Linked DNA regions of Homo sapiens: region 1 is linked to region 2. A link is a contact called in ENCODE Hi-C or POLR2A ChIA-PET data. All regions are on one chromosome and are shown on one strand. The core of a region is the stretch at or near the end of the contact, and the rest is flanking DNA. Distances in the headings are between cores, read along the strand shown. Region 1 has its middle 140 kb from the start of ZNF217. Region 2 overlaps LOC105372672 (a long non-coding RNA gene).

Region 1 (6,336 bases), core at 2,333-4,832, 120 kb before region 2:
CTAACTTTTGTATTTTCAGTAGAGTGTACCAATACTATAGGATGGGTTCCTAATCCAATGGGACTGGTGCCCTTATAAGAAGACACAGATCCACAGGGAGAAAGCCATGTGACAACAGAAGAAGACATTGGAGTGAACTAGCTGCAAGGAATGTCAAGGATTGATGACCAAGTAGGGCGGGGTTTCTCCATGTTGGTCAGACTGGTCTCAAACTCCTGACCTCAGGCAATCCGCCTGCCTCGGCCTCCCAAAATGCTGGGATTATAGGTGTGAGCCAAGGAGCCCGGTCAACAGTGTCCATTTTTGCTCACCATTTTATTTATCTTCATCTCTTAGCACAGTACATAGCATCTACTGGGCACTTAATAATATTGTTGGATAGAGAGATGAATGAATGAGTGAATGAATAAATGACACATAGATTTTTCTTACATTCAGTTCATAAATATAATTCATGACTTGCAGGTAAGGAAGGCAGAAGATTATTATATACAGGGTCAGTTTCCATAAATACTAATCACACATTCAAGAATCTTGGCCAGGAGGGGTGGCTCATACCTGTAATCCCAGCACTTTGGGAGGGCAAGGTGGGTGGATCACCTAGATCAAAAGTTCAAGACCAACCTGGCCAACATGGTGAAACCCCGTCTCTACTAAAAATACAAAACTTAGCTGGGCATGGTGGCAGGTGCCTGTAAACCCAGCTACTCAGGAGGCTGAAGCAGGAGAATTGCTTGAACCCGGAAGGGGGAGGTTGCAGTGAGTCGAGATCACACCACTACACTCCAGTCTGGGTGACAAGCGTGAAACTCCGTCTGAAAAAAAAAAAAAGAAATTGTGTCGATGGTTTTTACAAGAGGCATTTTTTAAAAAATTGATAATTTTTACAAGAGGCATTTAAAAAAAAGAACTTTTGCCAATTGGGACTTCTCAAAGGAATATGACTTATCTGGGAGCAGTTAGGGCAAACTCATGAAGTAGCTGTGTATCAAAAGCAGGACTAATTTGTAACTTACACCTAAACGTGTGAGAAAATACTCAGCTTCTTAGCTTCTAAATATCTATTGTCATATATCAATAAGAATTTGCAAGATTCCTCCCTGCTGGAACTAACACTAAAGTTGAGCTTCAGGTGCCTTTGTCAGTCCATTCCTGCTCTACGATAAAATGCCACAGACCAGGTAATTTATAAATAATTGAAATGTATTTTTCACAGTTCTGGAGGCTGGGATGTCCAAGATCAAGGCACCAGCAGACTGATTGTCTAGTAAGGACTTCCTGTGCTTCCAAAATGGAGCATTGCTGTTGCGTCCCCTAAATGGAATGAACACAGGGTCCTCACATGGCAGAAGAGTAGGAGAGAAAAACTCTCCTCCTCAAGCCCTTCTATAAGGGCACTAATTCCATCCACAAGGGCAGAGTCCTCACGGCCTAATCACCTCCCAAGGGCCCCAGCTCTTAATACTATCATTTAGGGATTAAGTTCCTACATATTATATATATATACACACACACACATATATGAACACACATATATACATATATATACATATATACACACATATATACATATATACGCGCACACACACACACACACACACACATATTTTTTTTTAGATGGAGTCTCGCTCTGTCGCCCAGGCTAGAGTGCAGTGGCGTGATCTCGGCTCACTGCAACATTCATCTCCTGGGTTCAAGCGATTCTCCTGCCTCAGCCTCCCAAGTAGCTGGGGTTAAAGGCGCCTGCCACCATGCCTGGCTAATTTTTGTATTTTTAATAGAGACGGGGTTTCACTATCTTGGCCACGCTGGTCTAAAACTCCTGACCTCATGATCCACCCACCTTGGCCTCCCAAAGTGCTGGGATTACAGGCATGAGCCACTGCGCCCGGCCTCCTACATATAAATTTTAAAGGGAATGTGTTCAAACTGCAGCAGATCAAAGCATGATGTAGGCTGATTTAAACAAAACAAAACAAAACATAGCAGTGAGCAACTGTCCCAGTTTTTCCTGGACTGAGGGGTTTCCTTGGACACAGGACTTTCAGTACTAAAATGTAAAAATCCCAGACAAACTGGGACAAGCTGGTCAAACCTAGTTGAGTTTGAATTTGATATTTAACACTTTCAACATCTTAATGACATTTAAGATGTGAAAATAGAATGTATTTTTCATACTCCTCGTCACTGGGACACTATATTTCTTCACTGACAACTTTTAATGGCCAAGGATCTTATCACTAATGAAAAAGGGAACAGGCTGGGCGAGGTAGCTCACGCCTGCAATCCCAGCATTTTGGGAGGCCGAGGCAGGCAGATCACCTGAGGTTTAGGTGGGAGGATTGCTTGAGCCTGGGAGTTCAAGTCCAGCCTGGGCAACATGGTGAGACCTCATCTCTTAAAAATTAAAAATCAACTACAACAAAAAAGAGGGAGGTAGTAGGACCTATTTCACGGAATCATTATAACTATAAGAAGAGTTATGTTTGGCCGGGTGTGGTGGCTCACGCCTATAATCCCAGCACTTTGGGAGGCTGAGGCGGGTGGATCACGAGGTCAGGAGTTCGAGACCAGCCTGACCAACATGGTGAAACCCTGTGTCTACTAAAAATACAAAAATTAGCCGGGCATGGTGGCATGTGCCTGTAGTCCCAGCTACTTGGGAGGCTGAGGCAGGAAAATCGCTTGAGCCCGGGAGGCAGAGGTTGCAGTGAGCCGAGATCGCACCACCGCACTCCAGCCTGGCAGACCGAGACTCTATCTCAAAAAAAAAAAAAAGAAAAAGAAAAAGGGAACAGAACATGGGCATGTATTTTGCATAAAAGATAGATTTAACTTAAACCTTTACATTAAACATTCTCAATATCTATCCATTTCACTCAATTATTTGCAATATTTGTCTGATATAGTGAAAGTCAGTGTATCCATTAGTTATGCCACATAACAAACCACTCCAACATTTAGTGGCTAAAAACAACCATTTGTTTAGCTCGTGACTTTATAGGTGGGCTGAGAGGTTCTTCCTTTCTGGGCCAGCTCATATGATCACTGCTGGGTATTCCCAGGTGTCTGTGGTCAGCTGGTGGCTAGATGATCCTAAGACGGCTTCCTGTCTATGTGTGGAGGTTGGGGGCCATCACCTGGGTAACAAGAGCAACTGGGTCACATGTCTGGACGTCATCATCCAACAGGCTAGCTCCTTCACATGAAGTTATAGGGTTCCCAGGAGAAGTAAGAAGGCAAACCCCAAGGTACAAGTACTTTTTTTTTGAGACAGGGTCTCACTTTGTCACTTATGCTGGAGTGCAGTGATGCAATCTCAGCTCACTGCAACCTCCGCTTCCTGGGCTCAAGGGATTCTCCTGCCTCATTCTCCCAAGTAGTTGGGATTACAGGCACCTGCCACCATGCCCAGCTAATTTTTGTATTTTTGGTAGAGATGGGGTTTCACCATGTTGGCCAGGCCGGTCTTGAACTCCTGACCTCGAGTGATCCACCCACCTCGGCCTCCCAAAGTGCTGGGATTACAGGCGTGAGCCACCACGCCCGGCAGAGCTTACTTTGACAGTAAAAATTCCCAAAGAGCAAAGTACTGCTTACAAGTACTTTGGAAGCCTCTGTTTCCCCCAACATTTGCTAATGACATATTGGCCAAAACAAATCACATGGCTCAGCCCAGATTCAAAGGGTAAAAAAGTGACTCTGGCTGGGCGCAGTGGCTCATGGCTGTAATCCCAGCACTTTGGGAGGCTGAGGCGGGCAGATCACCTGAGGTCGGGAGTTCAAGACCAGCCTGGCCAACATGGAGAAACCCCGTCTCTACTAAAAATACAAAAAATTAGCTGGGCGTGGTGGTGGGTGCCTGTAGTCCCAGCTACTCAGGAGGCTGAGGCAGGAGAATGGCATGAACCTGGGAGGCAGAGCTTGCAGTGAGCCGAGATCGTGCCACTGCACTCCAACCTGGGTGACAGAGCGAGACACTGTCTCAAAAAAAAAAAAAAAGTGACCCCACTTCTTCATGGGAGGGTCTACAAAGATACACTGCACATAGAGATGGGAAAAATTCTTTAGATCTACCTCAGGTGGCATAGAGAATTTCCTTTTTTCTTTTGGGCAATATTCAATTATTAAAGTCACTCAACTTTTTGAATTTCCGTTTTCTTATAAAATTATGAGGAAGATGACAACTAAATTTGAAGCTGTATTTAAGAATGAAAAGCAATATGCCAAAAGTGTAAAGCACATAACCAGACACATAGCAAACAGTGACCATTAGTTCTCCCTCTCTCTCTCTCTCTAGCTCTCACTCTCTCCCTTACACACACATACACACACACACACACACACACCCCAATACAAAGCATTACATATAGTTGTTCAAACCAGTCTTTGGTATCCAATAGATCTGGGTTTGAATTCCAGGTCTGCTGGTGACTAGTTTTAAGATGTTGAACAAGTTATGTTCATTTCTCTGGAACCTTAGTTTTCTCATCTGGAAAATGAAAATAATGAGGTCTGAATTCCAAAATGCCTGACTGCTGGTTTTAATTACTTTCTTCTATCTGCCCTCTGTCTTCTCCTATTATTTTTTTTCTCCTTATCTAATATAACTCCATTGCATATGTTGCAGTTAGGAATCCTTGCAGCAGGAATTCACTGCTTATCCGACTAACAATAGCTTAAGCAAGAAACACCTTTCATTACCTCACACGGCAAGAAGACTGAAGGAACCATGTGGTATAGACCTGATCTCCTTCTCTGCTCTACCCTTGTTCACAGGTTGACTTTTCTTCTCCATGCTTGTCACCTCATACTTAGACCAATCCTAATTCTTTGGGTCTGAATATTTTCTCACTTGAAACAAAATTGGGGTTTTCTTATGCTGCGTGAGGTGGCTCACGTCTGTAGTCCCAGCTACTCAGGAGGCTGAGGCAGGAGGATGGCTTGAGTCCAAGAGTCTGAGTCCAGCCTGGGCAACATAACTAGATTCTGCCTCTAAATAAATAAATAAATATGGACACAGAGTGTGGCATAATAGACTGGGGGCTCAGATGGGTGAGGGGAGTGGGGGCGATGAGAGATGATAAATTATTTAATGAGTTTAATGTGTTCAGGCATGGTGCTCGCGCCTGTAATTCCAGCACCTTGGGAGGCTGAGGTGGGAGGATCACTTGATCCTAGGAGTTGGAGACCAGCCTGGGCAACATGGCAAGACCCTGTCTCTAAAAAAAATTATTAAAAAAATTAATAAGTTTAATGTACATTATTCAGGTTATGGCTACACCACAAGTCCAGACTTCACCATTATGCAATATATCCATGCAACAAAACTGCACTTGTTTTGTTTTGTTTTGTTTTGTTTTGTTTTGTTTTGTTTTGTTTTGTGAGACAGAGTCTCTGTCCCCCAGGCTGGAGTGCAATGGCGCAATCTCAACTCACTGCAACCTCCGCCTCCCAGGGTCAAGCAATTCTCGTGCCTCAGCATCCCAAGTAGCTGGGATTACAGGCACCCACCACCACGCCTGGCTAATTTTTGTGTTTTTAGTAGAGACAAGGATTCATCATGTTGGCCAGGCTGGTCTCCAACTCCTGACCTCAACTGATCCACCTGCTTCAGCCTCCCAAAGTGTTGGGATTACAGGCATAAGCCACCGCACCCAGTGTTTTTTTTTTTTTTTTTTTTTTTTAGATTTTTGTTCAGATTGAACCCAAGAGGACTCGTGACTCATGGCTCAACTGGTCCTATGGCTCCACCCAACAGCAAGTTCTGCACACCCCTATGATTGCTTCCCCAACGAATCAGCAGCAGTTATTCCCTAGCCCCCTGCCCATCAAATTGTCCAGAAAAACCCTAAGCTCCAAGCCTTCAGGGAGACTGATTTGAGTAGTAACTCCATCTCCCGCATGGCATAGCTGGACTTGGATTAATTAAACTCTTTCTTTATTGTCGTGCCATGGTCTGAGTGGATTGATTTTGTCTGTGCAGCAGGCAGGGAGATGATCACAGTCCGAAGCCCAGTGCCCCACTCAAGAACTCAGCCAAGAAGGTAGCAGAGAGTCTCAGCTGAAGTTCCCAGGCTCCAGAATCCTACTGGGGATTCTTATCCAGAGGCAACCTTAGTTGAAGCATTTAACCTCCTTGAAACTGTTTAAAGAGTTTTCTCACCTTGCGTGGTGGCGCACACCTGTAATCCCAGCACTTTGGGAGGCCAAGGCGGGGGATCACTTGAGGTCAGGAGTTCGAGACCAGCCTGGCCAACATGGTGAAACCCAGTCAAAAATTACCTGGGTGTGGCAGGGGGGTGCCTGGAATTCCAGCTACTCGGGAGGCTGAGG
Region 2 (6,255 bases), core at 2,051-4,550:
TGAGATCGCACCACTGCACTCCAGCCTGGGTGACAGAGCAAAGACTCCTTCTCAAAACAAACAAACAAACAACCAAAAAAGAATTATACATTGCATGACCAGAACAACAAAAACAAAAGAATTGGCCAGGCATGGTGGCTTATGCCTGTAACCCCAGCACTTTGGGAGGCCCAGGCGGGTGGATCACAAGGTCAGGAGTTTAAGATCATCCTGGCCAAGATGGTGAAACCCCATCTCTACTAAAAATACAAAAATTATCTGGATGTGGTGGTGGGCGCCTGTAATCCCAGCTACTCAGGAGGCTGAGGCAAAGAATTGCTTAAACCCAGGAGGCGGAGGTTGCAGTGAGCCGAGATTGTGCCACTGCACTCCAGCCTGGGTGACAGAGTGAGACTCCGTCTCAAAAAAAAAAAAAAAAAAAGAATTATACATTGCATATTAGAGTGTGTCCTCTAATCTTTCCTAAGTGACCTTGTAAAATGTGAGGACTCTTGTATTTGAAATATGGCAGATACACAGATCTAACAGCAGTGTTCTTCTAGTTTACTGTAAAGTTAGCCTGAATCATTCTGATTCATTTACGGTGGCTTCTACTATATGCTATTTACATTTGTTCAACACACATGTATAGTTGAACCATAGATATCATTTGAGCACCTATTCTCACATTTGGAAGATGGTACCTTTTGTTTCATTTGCTTTTTCTTTAATTTCTTTATTTTTTTCCATTTTTTTGTTTTTTTATTTTTCTTTTTTTTTGATGAAGATGGTCCTTTTTAACACTGTGCTGGACGTTCCATATGAGATCAATAAATACTAATTAAATTTGAAGATTGAGGATAGGATTAGCTTTTCAAAGGGTGGATCTTGAGACTTATAATAAGTCTGAGAATGGATTATAGATACTCCACCCTAATAATGCTATAAATACTTCTGGTGGTGGTTTCTAGGCTTGATCAGCTTAATGATTCATTTTACTTGCAATGATCTTTTTCAGTTGTTTGCCTGTGTGTGCTTTAAAAAGGACAAAAATAAGTTTGGAGGAAAAAAAATTTAATTGCTTTCAAATGTTCCAATAAATTCAAACCCATATACTCTTGCTCAAGAATTTCCTTGCTAGGTTATTACATACTTTGCCAAATCTCTCTAGCTTTCTCCTGTTTTCTTAATCTTAGGAACTATGGAAGATTGTAAGTGTTGCTGGCTGGTCAGAAAATGTAAATGTTTTCAAACAACTTAAACATTTACATGTCATGAGAGATTTTTAAAAAATCAGATATCCACTCATAAAAACAGCTACAGGTTTAAGAATCAGCAAAAAACCATCTTAGGCCCCAGAAGAGAAAGAGTATATATATTTTTCACATTCTTATTTAAATAACCATCTGTTATCTGCAAATGTAGTTCCTACTGAGAACATCCCAATAAAAGGCCGGTCTGTGACTAAGGAAATACTCCAACTAACGATCCACTGATAGGCAAAGAAATATCAACAAGGCCAGGAGGCCTCATCGGTCGCTATCTAACAGACCTGGTAACAGCAGCAGTACCAGCTAGATGGCAAAGGAGCAGTGGTTGTGCCCAAACCATTACAAGTTTGCTAGGATTATTTCAGTCCATCTAGCAACTCACTCCAGGTGGGCAGCATTTAGGCTGGATTCTATGCAAACAGAACACAACAGAATACACTGGCAATGAGGGGTGCCCTTGTGTTCCAGATAATAGAAGCTTTGAATTCTTATACCCTAAAATTTTAGTGTTTCTGTAATGGATCTACAGTGTTTTGCTGTATAACTTGAAAACTAAGACAGACATAAAATCTTTAAAAGCTTAGAAAGGGAAAAAGGAAAAAAGTCTAGAAATTTTTTTTTTTTTTTTTTGAGTCTTGCTCTGTCACCCAGGCTGAAGTGCAATGGCGCCATCTCGGCTCACTGCAACCTCCACCTCCTGGGTTCAAGCGAGTCTCCTGCCTCAGCCTGCCGAGTAGCTGGAATTACATACAGGCGCCTGCCACCATGACCGGCTAATTTTTCATTTTTAGTAGAGATGGGGTTTCACCATGTTGGCCAGGCTGGTCTCGAACTCCTTACCTCAGGCGATCCACCCGCCTCGGCCTCCCAAAGTGCTGAGATTACAGGCATGAGCCACCGCGCCCGGCTACATTTCTTTAAAATTTCTCAAGTTAAAAGTAAATAACTGTTAGAATGGTTACATCCAATATTTACAAGCAGAATGTGTTTCCTGAGAATTTGCCCTTTCATTTAAGGTTGCAGTAGTGCTGCCACCATGTTTTCACACGTGATCAAATGTATCCCATTGGAAAACCGTGTAATCTTGTTCGGAAATCTTCCTCAGGCTTTGGCATCCTGTGGGTGTTCTGCCAGAGAACTTTAATCCAAATCATAAACTTAAGTCATAGGTACTAAAAAAGAAACTTCTGGTCTAGGACTTTGAATCTTTTGACTGTTAATAATCAAGAAAGCTGTATTTTCTTTCGTTTAAAAAATAGAGACGACTGGTGGTGGTGGGGGCTGCGGGTGTGTGTGTGGCTCACGCCTGTAATCCCAGCAATTTGGGAGTTTTACGTGGGCAGATCACTTGAGGTCAGGAGTTTGAGAACAGCCTGGCTAACATGGTGAAACCTCATCTCTACTAAAAATACAAAAATTAGCCGAGCATGGTGGTGCATGCCTGTAGTCCCAGCTACTCGGGAGGCTGAGACATGAGAATTGCTTGAACCCGGGACAGGGAGACTGCAGTGAGCCGAGATCATGCCACTGCACTGTAGCCTGGGTGACAGAGTGAGATTCTGTCTTAAAAAAAAAAAAAAAAAGAAAGATTAAAAATAGAGATGGGGGGGTCTCACTATGTTGTTCAGGCTGGTCTCAAACTCCTGGGCTCAAGTGATCCTCCCACCTTGGCCTCCCAAAGTAGAAGCTGTATTTTCAAGTTGGTCAAGTGTTCACCTACTCTGCCTCCAACTGTGATTTCAGTATATACAGGCATCCATAAAGTCTAGAAACAAAGAATCTACGTCATTACAAACATCTTCAATTTGTAAAAATTAGAATACATATAATAGGATAGAGTATAATAGAATAAAGTAGGATAAAACAAAACAAAGTAAAATGAAATAAATTAAACAACACTGTGTCTCCAGACTTTATGAAAATCTTTTTCGTGGACTTGAGGATGTACCGAGCCAGTGGAGTGGCTGGATGAAATGGGAACTCCACCGCAGGAAGTGGTGCTTTTCTCATGCTGCTAATTAAGGAATGTGGAACCCTTCTTTCTGAGTCAGCTTGGCGGTATGTAGAATTCTGTCCTGCTCGGTGCTTACGTGATTATTGCATGAAACTTTAGAAATAAACCAGAGTATCTTGCCACTTAACACTTAAGAGGCCAGAGGTGGTGTGTGTGTGTGTGTGTGTGTTTTTAAATGGTTCCTAATCTTTAAAATGGTTAGTTGCAGCTGGCCTTTTATCAGCTGATCATATTTACAGCAGTCTCAGATGGCACGGTGCCGTCCCAAAAGATTTGGACCATTTAGAAGCTCACATTTTAAGGTACACAGGCTTATCATAGCATTCTGAGGATTCACTAGAATTACATGGCAAGAAAAACTTTTCTGTGGAACTGTTTACTATTCTTATTTTAAATTACTTTTTGGTAAAATAAATGTTAATTTATTTCAAAGGTAATATAAGTAGATTATGAAAAATAATTAGAGAAAAATAGAAAGTAGAAAAAGGGTCATACATATGCCATTATTGAAAAACAAACATTAAAAAAATTTTTAAATATAACCCATCATAGGATTAAGGGTAAAAAAAGAAAAAAAGAAACAATTTTAATAAAAATTTTGAAATGTATGCGAAAGTAGAGAGAATAATAAAAATAGTGTAATGAGTAACCCCCATATCTGATGCCCAGTTCTAGTTTCTTTTTCTTTTTCTTTTTTTTTTTTTTGAGATGGAGTCTCGCTCTGTCGCCCAGGCTGGAGTGCAGTGGCACGATCTCAGCTCACTGCAATCTCTGCCTCCCGGGTTCACACCATTCTCCTGCCTCAGCCTCCTAAATAGCTGGGACTACAGGCACCCACCACCACGCCCGGCTAATTTTTTGTATTTTTAGTAGAGACGGGGTTTCACCGTGTTAGCCAGGATGGTCTTGATCTCCTGGCCTCATGATCTACCTGCCTCGGCCTCCCAAAGTGCTGGGATTACAGGCGTGAACCACGGTGCCTGGGCAAGTTCTAGTTTCAAGATGTTAACCACCTTTGGTTCAATTCTCTTGTTTTTTTATTTACTAAAGTATTATAAATTCTCCTATGTCATGTCATTCTTCTATATCCTTCAGTATACATCTTTAAATATATATATAATGCATATTCTGTAATAATCCGTGCCATTATTACAGCTAATGAAATAAAATTTTTTTGTTTTCATATAATATTCAGTCTGTACTAAAATTTTTCTGATAAAATCAATTTAAATATTTTTATGTATATTACATCCTTTTTTCGTTACTAATAGAAAAAATTAGAGTTCATTAAAAATACAACTTTGCATCTCGGTTTTTTCATTTGCTATTATAAATATTTCCCAATGGCCTATTTTTCAAAGCTTTCTAATTCTAAAATGGCTGTATGTAATCGTGTGGGGATACATAACTTGGATGACTAACCACTCCTTTATTTGTGTCCCTCCACACATGCATGGAGAGTGAACGTGTATTGCTCTCCCCCTCGTAGTAAATCTTGTTACCACGAAGATCTTTGTTCCTAACACCTTTTCCTACATTAGGGCTGTTTCCTTAGGATTGATTCCAGGAGTGTTATTGCTGCATCCAAATGTATGAACATTTGTAAGGCCCTTGACTTGTCTCATTGAGTTGTTTACAAAAGGACTGTACCAATTTACACTTCCACTTACAAAGGATGAGAGAGCCTCTATTAAAATGTTTAAAGGCCGGGCTTTTCAGAGCTCTTATAAATCATTGGCTATAAGAGGCTGACTTAGGTTTGTCATATGGTCATAGTCATCTCAAAATAAATAAATACGCATTTTCTATAGCTATAAAAACATGGCATGCGCAGACTGCCAAACAACCACAAAGTAACTTTGATTAAAGGAGGAAACTGGTCTACTTGTTGAAAATGTGGTAATGAGATAGTTTCCACCCAGCCGGGAAGCGTGGCCCGGAGGGGGAGGGGAGCCTGCATTTCTTCATGCCTCTACCCATCCTGAAGAAGGTAGAAAGGAACAGGTCAGCGTTCTCTTCCTTTACTTTGTAATTTTTTTTTAAGCTGAATATTTAATTTGTTTCCATATGCCTGAGTTGATGATGCCAAAATACGGTTGAAAACTAGCAGAAAACTTCTCGTGGCAAGGGTTTCCTGTAAACAAACCCCATAGTACTGGGTAAGAGAGGATTAGGGCAGAGCCATTTTAGCTGCGACTCCCAATTCTATTTTGTTTCCTTGGGGACATGCTGTTTTTATTTGTGGGCTTCAAATAAAACTGCTGCAGAAACTGTTTATTTCTGTTCAGAGCATTCTTATTTTCTTTAAGGAATATATCAGTTACAAATCTTTGTAGAAAGTTCAGCTGTATTGGTTTGGAGAAGTTTATGTGTCAGTTTTTTTTTTGAGTCAAGAAGAAAGGAAAAACTCAACTACTGTTATGTTTATATGAGGACAAAAAAAAAAAAAGGAAGTTGATAAGAAAATACTTAGCATGACAGTCTTTAAAATCCAGCATCTGAATTTTTAATTCCTCACTCCCCTCCTTTTTTAAGAAACAGTACAGGAAAGATGGTCTTATTATCCTTGTTCGCATTTCACTGTTTTCACCCCACTCAACCAGGACGAAGTCATTCCTCAAAGCAAGTAGGAACAAAACATAATCTCTTAAGATATTTTTAAGAGGACATGCTGACTTGGTCTTTGTAAAAAAAAAAAAGTCAACAAAATGTGCTAACCACATTAAAAAAAAAGTTGTTAAAGGAGCCAAAGGGATTAGCCCTCATTGAAGGGCTGTATGAGAACAGGAAGCCTTCCGGGGCGAATCCTGGCTAACGTCATTTTGGCGGACGTTTATTGCGTATCGCCATGTGCCAGGCACCGTTTTAAGGCTTCATGGTGATGAGGGCATTTAACCCTCGGGACACGCCCATTCTGCAGGTGAGGCTGGGAAGAAGGTGAGGCCAAGGCCCGGCTCTCCCAGCGGCTGAGGGCGGCGGCAGGATTTGAAT

What was found. A loop is a pair of places that touch in the nucleus more often than their neighbours do. ChIA-PET counts read pairs that join two places held with the same protein, here RNA polymerase II (POLR2A). Pooled maps may share reads with other maps.
Region 1: a loop to region 2 is called in a pooled map, with 3 times the contacts of the local background. The contact joins two enhancer-like sites. A Hi-C loop is called at or near these places in 13 of 168 maps with a recorded cell type or tissue (Caco-2, Calu3, HepG2 and 9 more) and 18 of 50 pooled maps. POLR2A ChIA-PET finds 5 or more read pairs at or near these places in 27 of 52 experiments (A549, B cell, BJ and 21 more).

Annotation. Positions count from the first base shown.
Region 1 is chr20:53,726,535-53,732,870 of GRCh38, reverse strand. No RefSeq gene overlaps it. Among named protein-coding and RNA genes, the nearest start is that of ZNF217, 140 kb to the right of the region's middle. RefSeq lists enhancers at 2,989-3,088, 3,369-3,418, 3,819-4,319. Within about 2 kb of position 3,582, at least 4 of the 41 ENCODE cell types and tissues checked have a DNase peak (open chromatin) inside an H3K27ac peak, as active enhancers do; they include GM12878 and OCI-LY7, where a contact is called at or near this core.
Region 2 is chr20:53,608,761-53,615,015 of GRCh38, reverse strand. The region is part of intron 1 of LOC105372672 (a long non-coding RNA gene); the gene reads right to left. Among named protein-coding and RNA genes, the nearest start is that of ZNF217, 18 kb to the right of the region's middle. RefSeq lists enhancers at 4,197-4,246, 6,187-6,255. Within about 2 kb of position 3,300, at least 13 of the 41 ENCODE cell types and tissues checked have a DNase peak (open chromatin) inside an H3K27ac peak, as active enhancers do; they include GM12878 and OCI-LY7, where a contact is called at or near this core.